2 separate regions of the Homo sapiens genome follow, and region 1 is linked to region 2. A link is an interaction called in ENCODE POLR2A ChIA-PET data of the cell type or tissue named here. Cell type or tissue: IMR-90. All regions are shown on one strand.

Region 1 (5,000 bases), 97 kb after region 2:
AAGATATCCAGAGTCAGGAGAACTTCCGGGCTCTCCCGTTTCTCCTGGATGCGGTATAACGCACGTTCCAAGTTTAGCCAAAAACTAATTTCCTGTAAGGCAGTTCCTGATGCAGGATCTCGATCCAGTTTGGTCACCTTTGAAAATAAAATAACACCCAAGGGTATTCACTATTTAAACAAGGTAGAATAGATATCGTTAACAAAACACATGCATTACAACTCAATTTTTATATTTCAAGTAGATTTCCTTCCCTGTAAATCAAAAGTGGCTTGATTTGAAATCAAAGGTATACGACTGCTGAGATTAATGCTCTATCAGGGTGACTACTCAAGCAATCTCACACTGTCCCCTGACCATTCCACCCAGACCAAGGCTAGTCCTGCACTGGACAGTCCCAGGACCAAGAGGCGGCACCACTAACAAGTTATCACATAATTTACCTCACTTACAAAATCCAGATCAGTTTTCCCAAAGATATTAAAGAGTAACATATTTTACATAACTTTCAATCCTGTGCTCTTACTTTTTGAATTTCTCGGATCCAGCGGTTAACTCCAGATTGTAACTGATTAAGAAATGTTGGGTCTTCAACCTTATCACCAAAGTCTGTAACTTTTGGCTTTTCTCCACGCTCATAACACTGTTTTGCAACATTTGTGATCATTGGATGAATCGGCAGGCTGATCTCCGGAATTTCAATATTTTGCTGCAAGTGAAGGAGTCCCATTTCGAGTTCTGCAATCTTCTTTTCAACTGAAGGAGCCATTTTATCACCATCCCTAAAAACAGATTTCATACCTCAACATTTAGTGTGCTATTGGTCTCCAAAGAGATCCCATCATTTCAGGTCTGTCAAATAGTAATGACACACATATTTATTAATACACAGGGTTTATATCCCCTCGGCTCACTAGCGTTACCCTCCCAATTCCCAAGTTTTACACCGAGTTCTATACTATCTTGTGAACATTAAGTGAAATATAACATTCAAACCACAGTTTTTACCTGTCTGCCTTGCCAGACTCTCTAATGTAGGACTTAAAAAAAGGAGCCACTGCATTGCTAATGAAAGAATGCAAAGTTTCGTAGGGCGAGTCTTCACTGAGTGTAAGGACCCGGAGCTGAGAAGACACGGGTTTATCTGCATCAATCACGGGAGTACGTTTAATGAATGCCAAGCTAAAAAGAAAAATAAAACAAGAAATTAGAAAAGTTACACTCCTAATTAGGCTTATTAATTTAAAAATCATACAAGAATATACTGAAGTGTTGCTTTTCTAATAGTGAAATGCACTGCTTGTCTTTCTTTAGTACATGAGAGCTACTGAATCAAGGTTATGGTTACAGAATGTGAACAAACATGAAACCAGGCAAAGTTAACTTGTCTCATACATGGGTTGAATTCGTAATATTGGCCTAAAACTAACCTGCCCTAGAAATATAAGTAGTACTTAAATCTGATCTTACACTAATGTGTAACATTTATTTACTGTACTAAGTAAACAAAAGTTGCTCACTGGTTAAGGTGATAAGAGGCCATTCCAGGCTCCCCTTAGTCTGGTCCTACTCAGCTTTTCCTGTTTCACCTCCTGCTATGTATCCTCTTTCCCACCCTGAGACACCACTTAGACCAGATGTCCCATTCCCTAAACACATCACGTGCTTTGTGCCTTTGCTTAAGAAATCTATATTGATCTGCTGAAATTCTAACCCTCATAACTCAATTCCAGTGTGACCTCTTCTGTGGGCTTCCCCTAATCAGAAGCAATCTCTCCAGTCTTCATGTTTCCATTGTATTTTGACAAGTATTACAATTAGTTATGTATCTGCCAATCTTTCTCCCAAAGACAAGCTTCTTGGGAACAGGAAGCAGGTTTTATTTCTTTGTGTACTACTCTATATACCTACTGCCACACCTTGCACACAACAGGCACTCAAAGTTGGTTAAATTAATGCCTTCAAGGTAATTAATAAAATTTGAATTTTCTAATTCCCTTGCCAGTACTTTATACACAATACTTCATACGCCAGGCATGGTGGTTCACGCCTGTAATCCCAGTACTTTGGGAGGCTAAGGTGAGTAGATCCCTTGAGGTCAGGAGTTCGAGACCAGCCTGGCCAACATGGCGAAACCACATCTCTACTAAAGATACAAAAATTAGGCCGGGCACAGTAGCTCACACCTGCAATCCCAGCACTTTGGGAGGCCGAGGCAGGCGGATAACTTCAAAAAGTTATTCAAAAACTTCAAAACCCCATCTCTACTAAAAATACAAGAATTAGCTGGGCATGGTGGCACATGCCTGTAATCACAGCTACTCGGGAGGTTGATGGAGAATCACTTGAGTCCAGGAGGCAGAGGTTGCAGTGAGCCGAGATCGCACCACTGCACTCCAGACTGGGCGACAGAGCGAGACTTCGTCTCAAGAAGAAAGAAAAAAAAATTAGCCAGGTGTGGTGGCAGGTGCCTGTAATCCCAACTATTCAGGAGGCTGAGGCAGGAGGATCGCTTGAGCCTGGGAGGCAGAGGCTGCAGTGAGCTAAGATTGCCCCACTGCACTCCAGCTTGGACGGCAGAGTGAGACTCCATCTCAAAATAAACAAACAACCCAAAAAACTTCATATAACTGTAAAGTCAATGAAACTTTCTGATGTAACACATTGAGAAAGAATGAAGTCACAATAGTATTTCTGCCAAAATCGTATAACCTGAATCTAAACATCAGGCAAACCCAACAGTTCCATGAAGCTATTGGTGTGCAAATGTCAAACAAGTCAGTGTCACAAAAGGTACACAAAGGCTGAAGTACTACTCCAGATTAAAGGAATTTAGAGTGACAAGAAACCAAAGTGTGATTCTGGACTGGACTCTGAATTAGGGGAAAATTAGTATAAGGGACATCATTGAGACAATTTCAACATGTACTATAATTAGAGAACAATACTGCAGCAATCTTACACTTCTTGAATTTGATCATTGTACTGAGGCTACGAATGAGAATGTCCTTGTTCTTAGGAAATACACACAAGTATTTAGGGATAAAGGAGCATATTGTCTATAACTAACTGTCAAATGATTCAGGGGAAAAATGATAATGCAAAAGTGGCAAACATTAACAACTGATATCTGGGAGTTCTATATACTATTCACGCAACTCTTCCGTAACCTGAGATTACTCAAAATAAGCTTAAAAAAATGCGGAATCCATTATGACATTTACATATTTAAATTTGGATATGTCTACTAGGATAAATTAGCACAATCTTTCTGAAAAGTGGAAAATCTGGTAACATGCATTAAAAATTTTAATGATGTTTTGCATGTGAACTAGTAATGCTATCTTTAGAATTTATCCTAAAAAGAATCAAACCTGCATATAGAATGTTTACTAGTTATCTGTAATAATGAAAAATCAGATATCCAGTTGTCCCTTGGTATCTGTGGGAAATTGATTCCAGGACTCCCCTGGAACACCAAAATCCGCAAACGTTAACTTGCTTATATAAAATGGCACAGTATTTGCATATAACCTATGCACATCCTCCAGCATACTTTAAATAATCTCCAGATTACTTATAATCCCTAACACAACATAAACAATACATAAATAGTTGTTATACTGGCTGTTTTTTACTTGCTTTCTTTGTTATTTTTGTATTGTATGTATTGCTTTTTTCCCGCAAATATTTTCTATCTGTGGTTGGTTGAATCTGCAGATGTGGAACCACAGATATCGAGGGCTGACTGTAACCTGAGAGTAGCATCAGACATGTTACATATATTACAGCTCAAACAGAAGATAGATGCCATGATATGGCAACTAAAAGGACAGTATTTTAGAATTTATATTGAATTGGAAAACTTCCTAATTTGAAGACATGAAATCAAAGACACTGAATTTAAAGACCAGAAATCTTTTGAGCGTTTTCTTTTCCTTTTTTTTTTTTCTTTTTTGAGACAGAGTTTCGCTCTTGTTGCCAAGGCTGGAGTGCAATGGCACAATCTCGGCTCACTGCAACCTCTGCCTCCCGGGTTCAAGCTATTCAACTGCCTCAGCCTCCCAAGTAGCTGGGATTACAGGCATGCACCACCACGCCTGGCTAATTTTGTATTTTTAGTAGAGACAGGGTTTCTCCATGTTGGTCAGGGTGGTCTCAAACTCCCAACTTCACGTGATCTGCCCACCTCAGCCTCCCAAAGTGCTGGGATTACAGGCGTGAGCCACCGTGCCGGGCTTGAGTGTTTTCTTAATGTGTTTGTCTGAGTCAATTAAGATTGATATTAATTTTAGGCTGGGCACGGTGGCTCACGTCTGTAATCCTAGCACTTTGGGAGGCTGAGGCGGGTGGATCTCCTGAGGTCAGGAGTTCGAGACCAGCCTGACCAACACGGAGAAACCCTGTCTCTACTAAAAATACAGAATTAGCCAGGCGTGGCGGTGCATGTCTGCAATCCCAGCTACCTGGAAGGCTGAGGCAGGAGAATTGCTTGAACCCGGGAGGCAGAGGGTGCAGTGAGCCGAGATCGCGCCATTGTACTCCAGCCTGGGCAACAAGAGCGAAACTCCGTCTCAAAAAAAAAAAAAAGATTTATATTAATTCTCTTAGTAAGAATTTCTGAGTTTGAAAAGAAAAAAGATTCATATTAATTCTCACAAATTTATAACCTGAGATAATGGTAATATTTGTACTACTCACCTATTGGATTTAACCCCATAATGAATGTCTATGTTGATGTTATAGGAAATGAATTCTTTTTCTTCTTCTCCTTCATCACCGACGTCCTCTACAAATCATAATAAATATATCAAATTAATATCAACATTTCCAATTTCTTATTTATCAACTGCTTAGACAATGACTATTTTCTCCCTACTCCCAGCCTGACATATCGACACCTACATGACTTGGCACTATTTTTCCCTTCCTATCCGTTTTTTTCCTCACTCCTGACTTTGCTGTGTGACTTTGGGCAAGGCGGTTGTCTGTGAAGTGGG
Region 2 (5,000 bases):
AAAATAATAATATTAAATAAATACGCCTGCTCAGATGGTCTAAAGAAAGAAATATATAAATAAATAAAGCTGACCTCATTCAAAAAGAGGGAAGTGGAGGTGGATTTCCTGGCTGAAGGAAGGGCACACTCCCAGGCTTGAGAAGTGGGCATGCTTGCTCTTGGGAAGGGACATGTGAGCCGTCTGAGGGGGGATACAAATTATTGTGTGTTCCTGGAACATTAGCCATGGGCCTGGTAGCCTGTGGTTTGCCATGAGAAGCCTCTTCAAAACGGTGGGGCCTGTACCCACCCCTTGAAAAATGTCCTTAATACCGGTAATACTGAGGCAGCTGGCTAAGTCCGCTTTTCCTTCTCCTTTCACGAAATTGTCTCATCTTTTTTTTTTTTTTTTTTTTTTTTTTGAGACGGAGTCTCGCTCTGTCGCCCAGGCTGGAGTGCAGTGGCGCAATCTCAGCTCACTGCAAGCTCCACCTCCTGGGTTCACACCATTCTCCTGCCTCAGCCTCCTGAGTAGCTGGGACTACGGGTTCCCGCCACCACACCCGGCTAATTTTTTGTATTTTTAGTAGAGACAGGGTTTCACCGTGTTAGCCAGGATGGTCTTGATCTCCTGACCTCATGATCTGCCTGCCTCGGCCTCCCAAAGTGCTGGGATTACAGGTGTAAGCCATCATGCCTGGCCGAAATTGTCTCATCTTCATACCAGGTGGGCCCATATTCCAGCTTTCATTTTATTTATTATATTTTATTTATTTATTTATTTATTTATTTATTTATTTATTTATTTATTTATTTGAGACAGAGTCTCACTCTGTCGCCCAGGCTGGAGTGCAGTGGTGCGATCTCGGCTCACTGCAAGTTCCGTCTCCTGGGTTCATGCCATTCTCCTGCCTCAACCTCCTGAGTAGCTGGGACTACAAGCGCCCACCACCACACCCGGCTAATTTTTTGTATTTTTAGTAGAGACGGGGTTTCACCGTGTTAGCCAGGATGGTCTCGATCTCCTGACCTTGTGATCCACCCGCCTTGGCCTCCCAAAGTGCTGGGATTACAGGCATGAGCCACCGCGCCCGGCTTTGTTTTGTTTTTGAGACAGAGTCTCGTTCTGTTGCCTAGGCTGGAGTGCAGTGGCACAATCTTGGCTCACTGCAACCTCTGACTCTCAGATGCAAGCAGTCGTCGCGCCTCAGCCTCCCAAGAAGCTGGGATTACAAGCATGTGCCACCACACCCAGCTAATTTTTGTATTTTTAGTAGAGACAGGGTTTCACCATATTGGCCAGGCTGGTCTTGAACTCTTGACTTCAAGGGATCTGCCTACCTCCACCTCCCAAAGTGCTGGGATTACAGGTGTGAGCCACCATACCTGCCTTATTTTATTTTATATTTTATTATTTGAGACAGGGTCTGGCTCTGTTGCCTGGGCTGGAGTGCAGTGGTACAAGCTCAGCTCACCGCAGCCTTGACCTTCCAGGCTCAAGCGATCCTCCCAAATCAGCCTCCCAAGCAGCTGAGACTACAGGCACGTGCCACCATGCCCGGCTAATTACTAATTTTTGTATTTTTTGTAGAGATGGGGTGGGGGGTGGGGGTGGGGTCTCATCGTATTACCCAGGCTGGTCTTGAACACCTGGACTCAAGCAATCCTCCTGCCTCAGCCTCCCAAAGTTCTGGGATTACAGGTATGAGGCATTGCACCCGGCCCCACTTTATTTTATAGATAAGAAAAACAAGCTCTGGAAGTGGAGAACACGCAGGGCTCTCTGGGCTAAGGGAGGCCAGGGCTGCGGTGCAGGCATCAGACTTCTACTCCTGCACCCCGACACCTCCCAAATGCCCAAGAGCTGGGCAGGGCCTGGGGAGTGGGATGGATGTCCTAGGCTCAGCTCTGCTTCCAGGGAAGGGGTTCTGGAGGAGCAGATAGGCCCAGTCTTGAGTTTAAGACTACAGATGTGTGTGTGTTTTGCTTATGTTTGTATCCCAAATACTCATAACAGTGTCTGGCACATGACAGGCACACAAATCTATGCTAACAAATAACAAATTAACCTAAGCACTTCATAGTTTACACTTTCACTTACAGTTTCTAATTTTTTTTTTTTTTTTTTTTTTTTTTTTTTTTTGAGACTGAGTCTCGTTCTGTCACCCAGGCTGGAGTGCAGTGGCACCATCTTGGCTCACCACAACCTCCACCTTCCAGGTTCAAGCAACTCTTGTGCCTCAGCCTCCTGAGTAGCTAGGACCACAGGCGTACTTCACCACGCCTGGCTAATTTTCTCTTTTTTATAAACTATTTATTTGGGAGATTTCCAAAACATACAAAATAGAAGCAGATAGATAATAACAAATGTTGGCAAGGATGTGGAAAATTGGAACCCTCATAGGTACACTGCTGGTAGGAATGTAAAATGATACTGTTTTGGAAAACAGTCTGGCTGTTCCTCAAAATGTTAAACATAGCATTGCCACATGATCCAGGGATTCCACTCCTTGGGATTTACTCAAGATGAACGGATAAACAAAATGTGGTCTATGCATACAATGGAATATTATTCAGGCTTAAAAAGGAAGAAAATTCTGACACATGCTACGACATGGATGAACCTTAAAGACATTGTACTAAGTGAAATAAGCCAGTCACAGAAGGACACACACTGTATGATTCCACTTACCTCAGGTACCTAGAGTAGGCAAATTCAGAGAGACAGGAAGTAGAATGCTGGTTGCCCAAGCTTGGGGAGGAGGGAAGGGAGAGTTAGCATTTAATGGGAACAGTTTTCATTTGGGAAGATGAAAAAGTTCTGAAGATGGATGGTGATGATGTTTGTACAATAATGTGGATATCTCCACCACTGAACTGCAGACTTAAAAATGGTTAAAATGGGCAGGGTGCGGTGGCTCACACCTGTAATCCCAGCACTTTGGGAGGCCGAGGCGGGCGGATCACGAGGTCAGGAGATCGAGACCATCCTGGCTAACAAGGTGAAACCCCGTCTCTACTAAAAGTACAAAAAAATTAGCTGAGTGTGGTGGCAGGCGCCTGTAGTCCCAGCTACGCAGGAGGCTGAGGCAGGAGAGTGGTGTGAACCTGGGAGGCGGAGCTTGCAATGAGCTGAGATCACGCCACTGCACTCCAGCCTGGGCAACAGAGCCAGACACTGTCTCAAAAAAAAAAAAAGGTTAAAATGGTAAACTTCATGTTATGTATATTTTGTTTTGTTTATTTATTTATTTATTTATTTTTGGAGACAGAGTCTCACTCTGTCGCCCTGGCTAGAGTGCAGTGGCGTGACCTTGGCTCACTACAACCTCTGCCTCTGGGATTCAAGTTATTCTCCTGCCTCAAACTCCCAAGTAGCTGGGATTACAAGCACTGCCACCACACCTGGCTAATTTTTTGTGTTTTTAGTAGAGATGGGGTTTTTCCATGTTGCCCAGGCTGGTCTTGAACTCCTGACCAGCATGGCAGGTGATCCACCCACCTCGGCCTCCCAAAGTGCTGGGATTACAGGCATGAGCCACTGCACCTGGTCAGGAATTGTTTTATGAACCGACAGGTGCCCACCAGTCAGCTGCAACAATTACATTAATGAGGTCTCATTTGAGTCTAGAATCTTACGAAGAAGGTATCGTTTATCAATTCCTTTTGATAGATGAGGAAACTGAAGATCAGAGTGGTCACACAGCAAGTAAGAGGTAGACAGACTATATCTTCCCCTACCCGCTTCCAAAATAGATTGTCCCTGGACCCTGGCTTTTCCCCACACCAGCTGCCCCATTTAAACACCCCATTCAAAATGTGATTGGCTGAGCCTAGCCTGTGTCCTAGCTGCAAGAGAGGCTGGGAAAACCGGTGTCTGGTCTTTTCATGGCCTTTTCCTCCCATCTGGCCTCGTGAGGTTGGGGAGTCCCCAGAATGTAGGAGGGGGATTCAGCGCTGGGCAACTCAAAACTGACAGACCGCTGCAGTGGCTCATGCCTGTAATCCCAGCACTTTGGGAGGCCGAGGTGGGTGGATCACCTGAGGTCAGGAGTTCAAGACCAGCCTGACCAACATGGTGAAACCCCATCTCTACTAAAATACAAAAGTTAGCTGGGCATGGTGGCAGGTGCCTGTAATCCCAGCTACTCAGGAGGCTGAGGCAGGAGCATCACTTGAACCTGGGAGGTGGAGGTTGCAGTGAGCCGAGATCACACCACTGCACTCCAGCCTGGGCATAGAGCAAGACTCTGTCTCAAAAAAAAGAAAAAAGAAAAAGAAAAAAAAAACTGACGTCTCTTTCTAAGACCTCACACACCAGACAACAGAGCTCCTCTGCCTGGAATGATTTCTCTTTCTCTTTTTTTTTTTTTTTTTTTTTTTTTGAGACAGAGTTTTGCTCTTGTTGCGTAGGCTGGAGTGCAATGGCGTGATCTCAGCTCACTGCAACCTCTGCCTCCCAGGTTCAAGTGATTCTCCTGGCTCAGCCTCCCAAGTAGCTGGGATTACAGGCGCCAGCCACCCTGCTCGGCTAATTTTTGTATTTTTAGTAGACAGGGTTTCACCATGTTGGCCAGGGTGGTCTCAAACTCCTGACCTCGTGATCCACCCACTTCAGCCTCCTAAAGTGCTGGGATTACAGGTGTGAGCCACCGCGCCCAGCTTTTTTGTATTTTTTTTATTGTGGTAAAATATATGTAACTTTTTTTTTTTTTGATACAGAGTCTTGCTTTGTCGCCCAGGCTGGAGTGCAGTGGTGCGATCCTCGGCTCACTGTAACCTCCGCCTCCCAGGTTCAAGTGATTCTCCTTCTTCAGCCTCCCAAGTAGCTGGGATTATGGGCACCTGCCACCACGCCCGGCTAATTTTTGTACTTTTAGTGGAGACAGGGTTTTGCTATATTGGCCAGGCTGGTCTCGAACTTCTGACCTCGTGTCCTGCCCACCTTGGCCTCCCAAAGTGCTGGGGTTATGGGCGTGAGCCACCACACCCGGCCTGTAACATAAAACTGACCATTGT

Evidence for each region. Peaks named below come from ENCODE experiments on the same cell type or tissue, not always from the same donor. Only the 100,000 strongest peaks of a DNase experiment are listed, where the experiment ranks them.
Region 1: POLR2A ChIA-PET joins it to region 2 with 5 read pairs; 19 of 35 experiments call an interaction of 5 or more read pairs at or near these places.

What each region holds. Positions count from the first base shown.
Region 1 is chr14:101,975,501-101,980,500 of GRCh38, reverse strand. It overlaps DYNC1H1 (dynein cytoplasmic 1 heavy chain 1), which reads right to left. Exons shown (of 78, transcript NM_001376.5): 2 at 4,702-4,789; 3 at 1,009-1,182; 4 at 527-782; 5 at 1-137. Among named protein-coding and RNA genes, the nearest start is that of DYNC1H1, 13 kb to the right of the region's middle. In IMR-90, no CTCF peak of the experiment used is centred here; a DNase peak (open chromatin) is centred at 2,640; H3K27ac peaks cover 532 bases.
Region 2 is chr14:102,072,166-102,077,165 of GRCh38, reverse strand. No RefSeq gene overlaps it. Among named protein-coding and RNA genes, the nearest start is that of HSP90AA1, 12 kb to the left of the region's middle. In IMR-90, a CTCF peak has its summit at 2,389; no DNase peak of the experiment used is centred here.